3 separate regions of the Homo sapiens genome follow, and regions 1 and 2 are each linked to region 3. A link is a contact called in ENCODE Hi-C or POLR2A ChIA-PET data. All regions are on one chromosome and are shown on one strand. Each heading gives the region's core, a stretch centred on a gene start or an enhancer-like site at or near the end of the contact. The rest is flanking DNA. Distances are from core to core; before and after follow the strand shown.

Region 1 (2,700 bases), core at 154-2,653, 730 kb after region 3:
GATCATAAGGTCAAGAGATCGAGACCATCCTGGCCAGCATGGTGAAACCTCGTCTCTACTAAAAATACAAAAATTAGCTGGGCATGGTGGCACGCGCCTGTAGTCCCAGCTACTCGGGAGGCTGAGGCAGGAGAATCACTTGAACCCGGGAGGCAGAGGTTGCAGTGAGCCAAGATCACGCCAGTGCACTCCAGCCTGGCGACAGAGCGAGACTCTGTCTCAAAATAATAAATAAATAAATAAATAAATAAATAAATAAATAGTTGTTGAATGCATGTCTGACTGATTAAGCCAAAGGCACCATATTCAAACAAAATCAGACACTGGTGCAATGCCAAACAGCTTCTGCCCGTGCAAGGAATGATTTAGCATGGAGCACAGTCACCTGCAGAGGAACAACTTGGAGGCAGACTCTCCTTACTCAGCTCACTTGGAGCAGAGCTTCCTGAGTTGGGGGTTCTTGACAGATAAGCCCTCCAGCTTCAGCAGAAGCAGGCTTGGAGCTGCCACTTCTCTGAACCCCCTTGCACTTACTGTCAGTCACTCACACCTTGCACTTATTCACATCCTATCCTGCCTCGTTCTTGAATGGAGTCCATGGTGAGCCTTCTCTGTGCCGCTGGATGGTAAGCTTCCTGGGGACAGGGAATGGGTCTGATAGTTTCCTTGGAGCCCCTGGCGCTCCCGGCACTGGGCTGTTGATACGTGGGGCTCCGGAAACACTGTGCTGACCTGTGAAAGGGACTGGCCTAAGGGGCTGTGGATTGTCCTGTAGGGTGACTTCTGAACTGTTCTTCAGCCTGGGCAGTTCCCAGGTTTATTTGGGGGGATGCCTGGGTCCAAAGAACCAGGGTCAGGGGCCCAGGGGTTTCTTCCTGGAGACAGGATGCCTGGCGCCTTCAATAACGGAAAGGAAACTGAGAAACTTTCTGAGGCCAAGATAAAGAGTATGCAAGTGAGGGGTGCAGAGAGAGCAGTTTAGGGGCAGCAGGCCCCAACCGAAGCAGAGGAAGGGCCCACGTCTGGGCCCAGGGGACTGACTGGCTGCCTTGCGTGCATGGGGCACGGGAAGCATAGGCTCCCGGAACAGGACCCTGCCCCAGTTTCCCCAGTGAGGGAAGGACACCGTTCCCCGTGGGATAGAGCACTGCACCCTTTCTTGATTCTCATTGTTCCCGGGAGCGAGCGCCTTGGCTGCGCTGGGCATACCCACCCTGGCGCCATTCACAGGCAGTGCCTGCCCTGGCCCTGTGCTCACCCCATCAGGCCTCCTCTTCCGCCTCTCTGGCACCCACGGCGCCCCTGCTTGCCTCTGTCCGGGTCTCGGAGGCGCGAACACCATCCCAAGCCTGCGACCGCGCGGCATCACCCCCGCCCTTCCCCCTCCTCCACCCCGCCCTTTCTACCCCTCCCGGGAGCTCCTGGGAGTCGGGCCGCCGTGTGCGCAAGCGTGTCCAGCCCCTTCCCCGCCCCCAACCCGGGCCCGGGTCCCCGCCTCCCCTGCAGGCGGACTCGCCCGCTCCCAGGCCGGACCCGCGCCCGGGACAGGGACCCGGCCGAGTCGAGCCGTCGCGCCAGCGCTGCGCCGCCGGTCGGTGCGCCTAGCGGATCGGAGCTGCGCGCGGAACCGTGCTGCCCCGCCCCGCTCCACCCGTGAGGGTGAGTACGCGGCGGCGGTGCGCGGGGGCCCGCGGGGCGGGGCGGGGCGGGGAGCCGCGGGGTCCTCGGCCGCCTGACCCCAGCCGGCGCCGCGCCTCCCGGAGGGGGTCGGGCCCTGCACGTGGGCGCAGCGCGGGTCGGGGTGGGGCTGCCACAGCCCTGCGGAGCTGCTTTCCGGGGTCCCTTTCCCTGGACCAGATTTTCGCGGGAAGCCGGATCCTCTCCGTTCCCTTGGAGTGAGCAAGCGGGACAGTTCTGCGGAAAGTTTCCGCCCCCAATCCCCCAGCCCTGCGCCCGGACTGAAGCGGCGGCCCCCACCTCCAGCATCCTCGAGCGATGGTTTCTCCCACAACTACCCCGGTCAGGTCCAGCACTTGGGAGCTGACTGTGCTGGAGGTGACAGGCTTTGCGGGGTCCGCCTGTGTGCAGGAGTCGCAAGGTCGCTGAGCAGGACCCAAAGGTGGAGTTGTCAGTGGGAGGCCGGCTGTGCCCAGGGTCCTAGGGCCACGTTATGGGGGTCGTCAGGCCTAGGCCACTGTGCCTCAGGGCTGCATGGGTGGTGAGCAGTGGGAGGGATGCGATGGGGGGAGTGGGCTCAGCTGTCTGCTGTGGGTGTTTCCTCGGGGACCTGGCTGGCAGGGACCTCCCGGCCAGCCCAGAACTGCCAACATGTCTGCCAGCACTGCCCCTCCATTCCCAGTCCTGGGGGGAGGCTCTGTCTGGGCAGCTTGAGGCCTGACCTACTGTGGCTGCTTCCTCTGCTCCCCAGCCTGGGTCCTGAGGGCCTGGCTTAAGGGAACTGCTGCCAGAAGGCTGGGAGTGTAGGCAGTGTTCGGGTGCCCAGCTGTGCCCTGTCTGACCTCATGGCCACCCACAAGCTGGCACCCCCCACAGGCCTCTTGGGGAAGCCTGTACTTTCCACCGCCGGAGGCGGGTACCGCGTGGAAGCCAGGCTCAGGCGGACTCATTCTTTTTGAACTTTGGGAACAGGCCTGGTACAGGCTGAGTTCTCACAAGAGACACACACCCGTGTCACTGTCT
Region 2 (2,700 bases), core at 13-2,512, 860 kb before region 3:
CCTGTGGGGCACAGAACATGCTAAAGGGGACACTGGTGATCCTCATCTCTGTCCCCATCATTGTAGAATTTCACTCTACAGCTTCCCAGGCCTTACTTGTCCTGACATCCTCCAACCTGAGAAATGAGTTAAAGTCAATATAGCTAAACCCACCCTTCACTCCCATTCGAGATCCTTGAAGGGAGATGGCAAGAAAGCTGAGGGACAGCAAGTGAAATAGTTTAAAAGGGCCTAGTCCTGCCGGGTCCTCTCCCAGATGGAGTTCTGAGCCACCCCAGCTTCAGCTGAAGCCAGCGCCCCTGGAGGCCTACAACACTTCCCAAACACTTGCTCCAAGGAGGTTCCCTTCCTCTCTGACCCTTGGCCACCCTCCTCCCAATTTCCCCTCTTCCCTTTGGCTCTGGAAACCAATAAGGGTGGTGGGCCTTGGGGGGGTGGGGTGGTCACAATTCTGTTTCTCTGTGCGTTTGAACCCCTCCCCCATTTCCTGTGTCCCAAATGACCTCACGGTCGTCCTTTTGGGGCACCTCCCTTGATTCCCAGGGCAGGAAGCAGGAGGGGGCAAGAGAGAGCATCTGCGCTGGGGAATTGACACGAAGTGCGTGTGTCAAGCCTGGGGACCAGGGGTATTTCCCCGGGGGATCTTCCTCATCAGCTTGTATGTGGGGTCGGGGATGAGAGGGGGCTAGAGTTAAGTCCTTAAGCTCTTTAGCCAGTGTCTCATCTAGCGGCTCAGCTCATCCGGCTCTGCTGGGTGGGGGGTGGGGAGTGGACAGGGTGAGGAATGGTTCCGATAACTCACCCCAGAGGTATCCAGGTCTTCCGAGAGATGCCCTTACCTCCCCCCGCCATCCGCCCCCACACCCAAACTGGGGGCTGTCCCCGACAAAGCGAGAAGTCAGCGCCAGCCAGTGATGCCCTGGAGTGGGATTAGGAGGTCAGGGGAGGAGGGCGAGTCGTGGGACCCAGTTCCGCAGCAGTGGCCAAAGTTCTCCCTCAGGGTCGAACTCACCCCATCCCGCATCCCAAGTCCCCTCCAGGTCCGGGTTTCACTCACCGAGGGCACTCAGCCCCAGGAACAAAAACCGCAGCAAGTTGGTCACCAGGGGCCCCGGGAGGGAAATCATGGCCCTCCCTGGCCGGGACGGAGTCAGGGGCGCCAGCCGCGGGACGCACGGACCTGCAGGTGCCGAGGCTGCGCGACGGCCGGAGCGTGCGCGGGAGCCGAGCCGCTGACACCCAGGGCGGCTCCAGCCCAAGTCTGCGCGCCTGTGTGCCGGTGGCGGGGTGGGGACCGACGGCGACAGCGGGGCGGGGCATTCGAGGGGGCGGAGAGGTCGCCGTCCTCCCGGGCGGGGCGCGCGGGGTCCGCCGCCCGGGGGCGCCCCCAGCGCGCGGACGGCGGGACCCTGCGGCCTCCTCCAGGTCTGGACGCAGGGAGGGGTGAGGTAAGCTCTGATGCCCCACGAGCCAGCCAGGTACGAGTAGAGGGGGAAGAGGAGGCTCCAGAACTATCCTGAGCCGTAACCTTCCCTTCCGCCGGGGTGGGATAGGAAGGGTGACCAGGAAGGGTGGGAAATTTGGGGACTATCCGAAGTCAGAACCACCCGTAACACCTGACATGTAAACGCTCCTGGGCTCTGGCTCCAAACTTGGGGGTGCCGCATCCCCGGCCCAATCAGGGCGGTCTTCCTGAAGGAGGAAGAGGGGAGCAGCGTTTTCCAGCTGCAGGGAGAGGCCGGAGCGCCGGCCGCGCGGGCTCCCTGGCACAGCGGGAATCTGTGGCTTTCCTGGAGGCGGGGGCTGCGCGGCCACCGGAGCGCGGCAGCGAGGGCGACGGCAGAGGTCGCGCGGGAGCCCAGGGCGCCCCGGGACGCGCCAGCGGGGAATCTTCACCCGCGGGCAGGAAAAAGCGCTCCGCGAGTTCAGCAGACCCCAGCCCAGGCTGGAGGATTACCCCGGCCTGTGCCTCATACTCCGAGCAGGGAAGGTTGGCACAAGGTAGTCCCGGGAGCTGAGCAGGAAACTGAGGCAACGTGCGTGCTGCTCCCAGCTTAGCCCCTGAAATGAGCGGCGTACGGGCCTGATGCTGACTGGGGAGGAGGGGCGGCTGCGGGAAGGAAGACAGGACAGTCCCTCCGTTTCTTCTTTATCCCCCAAATCTTCAGTGCCTCCCATCCCCGCAGCGAAAGGCTCAGGCGCGCTCTGATCCTTTAATTCCCGAGACTAGATCTTGGTCGCTGTGAATTGAATTTTACGCCCCCCTTCCCGCGCCATTCGGTCAAAAGGCACCTCTGCGCCCTCTGGCGGCCGCCGCTCCCTTACAGAAAGGCACGCACCTGTTCTTGCTTTTCTGTCCAACAGCCAAAAAAAAAAAAAAAAAAAAAAAAAAAAAATGCTTCAAACATCCCAGCACAGCTCAACCACCCAGCAAAGGTCAGTGAGGGAAGAAAGCATAACAACGAATTCCTGACGCTGCCCGCTCTGCGGGCAGAGCTGTCTGGGAAGAAAAGCAGCCAGGCCTGCGGGATTCCATTTACTGCACATAGTTTTGCTGTTTTAACAGAGTGTAGTCCCTGGGCCCACACTTCACACAAGATCTTTTTCTATACAGTGCCCCATATGCCCTCTCAGCTGCTTCTTTCTAGTGTGACCTGCCTGGCTCCTCTTCAAATACCTGCCATGCAGTGGCTTTGAGAA
Region 3 (2,700 bases), core at 115-2,614:
ATAGAGGCTATTTCTATGTATTCTGTCTTTAACTGGTATTCTGCTGGAGTCTGTATATCTTTTTTTTTTTTTTTTTCAGGCTAAAAAGACTCCATCAGACACACAGGAAATTTGCAGGTCTTCCTCTTCGTATTCTTTGTTTTCAGCACACAGTGAGGAAACAAGAGAAAATGGGATAAATGATATAAAAACTTGCTTTTATTTTTATACCAGGCCCTGTGGCTCGCTTCTGTAATCCCAGTGACTTGGGATGCTGAGGTAGGAGGATCACTTGAGCTCAGGAGTTCCAGGCTGCAGTGAGCTAAGACTGCCCAATTGCACTCCAGCCTGGGTGACAGAGCAACACACCCTGTCTCCAAAAACAACAAACTGTAAAAAGATTACATGAAGCCTAATCTGTGATGTCATGATTCAAAACTATACACATAAGCATTTTAAGAGTTTTTTCCTTGATTTTTGTTCCTGACTTTGCTTCTTTAAAAGAAATGTGTGTTTTTGTTGTTGGTTGTTTGTTTTTGAGACGGAGTCTTGCTCTGTTGCCCAGGCTGGAGTGCAGTGGCACAATCTCTGCTCACTGCAGCCTCTGCCTCCTGGGTAGCTGGGATTACAGGCACTCGCCATCGTGCCCGGCTAATTTTTGTATTTTTAGTAGAGACGGGGGTTTCACCATGTTGGCCAGGCTGGTCTTGAACTGCTGACCTCAGGTGATCCATACGCCTCAGCTTCCCAAAGTGTTGGGATTACACGTGTGAGCCACCAGGCCCCGGCCTTGAGTAACATTTTATACTTGTTTCACTTTACTATTATCATAATAGCCAGTTATGCTTAGTGTTTGTATGTGGCCCAGTCTTAAGGACTAAGAAAATATATATGTATATATATAAAATATATACATATAAAAAAATATGTTTTTTTCCTACGGAATCATGCTGTTGCCCAGGCTGGAGTGCAGTAGTGCTCACTAACCTCTAACTCCTGGACTCAAACGATTGTTCTGCTTAGGCCTCCCAAGTAGCTAGGGCTACAGGGACACACCACCAAGCCCGACTAATTCCTAAATTTTTTTATTTGTAGAGATGGGGTCTCCCTATGTTCCCCAGGCTGGTCCTGAACTCCTGGCCTCAAGCCATTCTCCTGCCTCGCCTTCCCAAAGTGCTGGAATTACAGGCAGGAGCCACTGCGCCCGGCCAGTGCTGGAGAATGTAATGGAGATGATCCTGCCTATCCCTGAGTTCCAGTCTAGTTTACTGTCAGAGAATACTTATTTCCATTTTTCCTATTTTGTTCTTGAGTCTCTTTCCTCAGAATTTACTTTTCCACTTAAATGACGTACGCAGCTTTTAAATTTGCGTTGTAAGATTTATTTTGGCTCTCCCCGCCTGTTCTTTGCACATTAAAAATGAAAAAGTTTGTAGAACTAAGCTAAGCAGATGGTCTTCCTGCAAAAAGACCGGGCTGAAGTAAAGCATTGTTTTGGAGCTGGTTCACAGAAAAAAGGCAAAACTGGTTATCCTGACTTCAAGCTCCAACATAAACTGCTCGCTTTCTCCGGGAAACTTGCCCCGCCACACACACTTGACTGCGTGGCCAGTTCTTTCGAAGCCTCTCGCTCCCAACACGGAGTTCCTCCCATTTCTTCACAGTCGGCTCTCAGCAGCTGCTGCTGGTTTCTCGGCTCCAGCACCACGAGTACCGCACTCTGAGGTTTACAAAGCACTCTGCTTCACCGACTGTGATCCTCACAGTCCTGTCCGGTGGCCTCACGCAGGTGGCGGTGCAGCCTTTCAGGCCCAGAGCGGCCAGGAGCGAAGCCCGCAGCCCCGCCTGGAAGCGCAGCGCGGTCGGTCGCGCGCCCCTGAGGCTTGGAGGCCTGGGCTTCCCCCAGCAGCGCTCGAGCACCGCCCAGTCGAGCCTCACACCGGATGCCACTTCATATTTGGGCCCAGAGCTCAATTCGCGCCGATGCGGTCCGCCGTCCTTAAATCTCTTCAGCCAGGATCTCTCCCCGACTGCAAAGCAGCCCTGGGCGGGAGCGGCAACATCTCCACGTCACCCTTTTGGAGCCGCCGACATTCAGAGGGGCAGGACACGGGAACGCGCGCTGTCTTGCTTTACGGCGCGGGTGCGCGAGTTTGCGGCAGCGTGACGCCCTCAAGTTTTGGCGGGAAAAGCGCTGCATTTGGATTCCTGCAGTGGTGGGCAAAGGACAGTCCGGTGAGGAAGGGCGGCCGGTAGAGTAGGGAAGGTTTCTAAAGAAGGAGTTCGGGGTCTAGATTAGTGAGGGAGGGCATGGTGGGAGAAAGTTAGCATTGACTAGCGCAGGGGATTGGAGAGACTCCTGCGGAGGGGCGGTTTCGGAGGGTGGAGGAATGGTACCAGGAGGTTCCCGTTGTGGGGGCGGGGGCAGGAGGGACTAACCCGCTGCTAGCTAAGAACCCCAAGGAAGAGTCCCAGCCCTTCCTTTCGCCTCTGGGGGCAGTTTGGCCCCGCCCCGGCCTTTGGGACGGGTGGGGCTGTGGATGGGGATGGGAATTGGAATTGAGCAATTGGGAGGAGGCGCTGCCGCAGGCGTTTTCTGCCCCATACCGCTCCCTATATCCTCTTCCTCTCTTCCCCAGACCCCCACCTCTCCCTCCTCCTTCCCCAGTCGTTCGCCGGAAAGCATTTGTCTCCCACCTCTTCATAACAACAATTAATTTC

Evidence for each region. Hi-C counts contacts between places; a loop is a spot of excess contacts on that map. ChIA-PET counts read pairs that join two places held with the same protein, here RNA polymerase II (POLR2A). Pooled maps may share reads with other maps.
Region 1: a loop to region 3 is called in a pooled map, with 5 times the contacts of the local background. The contact joins the promoter of GSEC here to the promoter of CHEK1 in region 3. A Hi-C loop is called at or near these places in 5 of 50 pooled maps.
Region 2: a loop to region 3 is called in a map of tibial artery, with 7 times the contacts of the local background. The contact joins the promoter of ESAM here to the promoter of CHEK1 in region 3. A Hi-C loop is called at or near these places in 1 of 168 maps with a recorded cell type or tissue (tibial artery), 1 of 37 single-sample maps with no recorded cell type and 3 of 50 pooled maps. POLR2A ChIA-PET finds 5 or more read pairs at or near these places in 1 of 52 experiments (activated naive CD4-positive, alpha-beta T cell).

Annotation. Positions count from the first base shown.
Region 1 is chr11:126,354,184-126,356,883 of GRCh38, forward strand. GSEC (G-quadruplex forming sequence containing lncRNA) reads right to left here and starts at 1,404. Exons shown (of 2, transcript NR_033839.1): 1 at 1,259-1,404. ST3GAL4 (ST3 beta-galactoside alpha-2,3-sialyltransferase 4) reads left to right here and starts at 1,503. Exons shown (of 11, transcript NM_001254757.2): 1 at 1,503-1,659. RefSeq lists enhancers at 395-1,138, 1,139-1,880, 1,881-2,624, 2,312-2,461 and a silencer at 1,342-1,721.
Region 2 is chr11:124,761,028-124,763,727 of GRCh38, forward strand. ESAM (endothelial cell adhesion molecule) reads right to left here and starts at 1,263. Exons shown (of 7, transcript NM_138961.3): 1 at 1,058-1,263. The coding sequence starts at 1,127. The region is part of intron 1 of ESAM-AS1 (ESAM antisense RNA 1); the gene reads left to right. RefSeq lists an enhancer at 818-1,321 and silencers at 1,052-1,461, 2,002-2,051.
Region 3 is chr11:125,623,799-125,626,498 of GRCh38, forward strand. It overlaps CHEK1 (checkpoint kinase 1), which reads left to right and starts at 1,365. Exons shown (of 13, transcript NM_001114122.3): 1 at 1,365-2,214. It overlaps LOC118567325 (a long non-coding RNA gene), which reads right to left and starts at 2,096. Exons shown (of 1, transcript NR_170378.1): 1 at 1,339-2,096. RefSeq lists an enhancer at 1,531-2,040.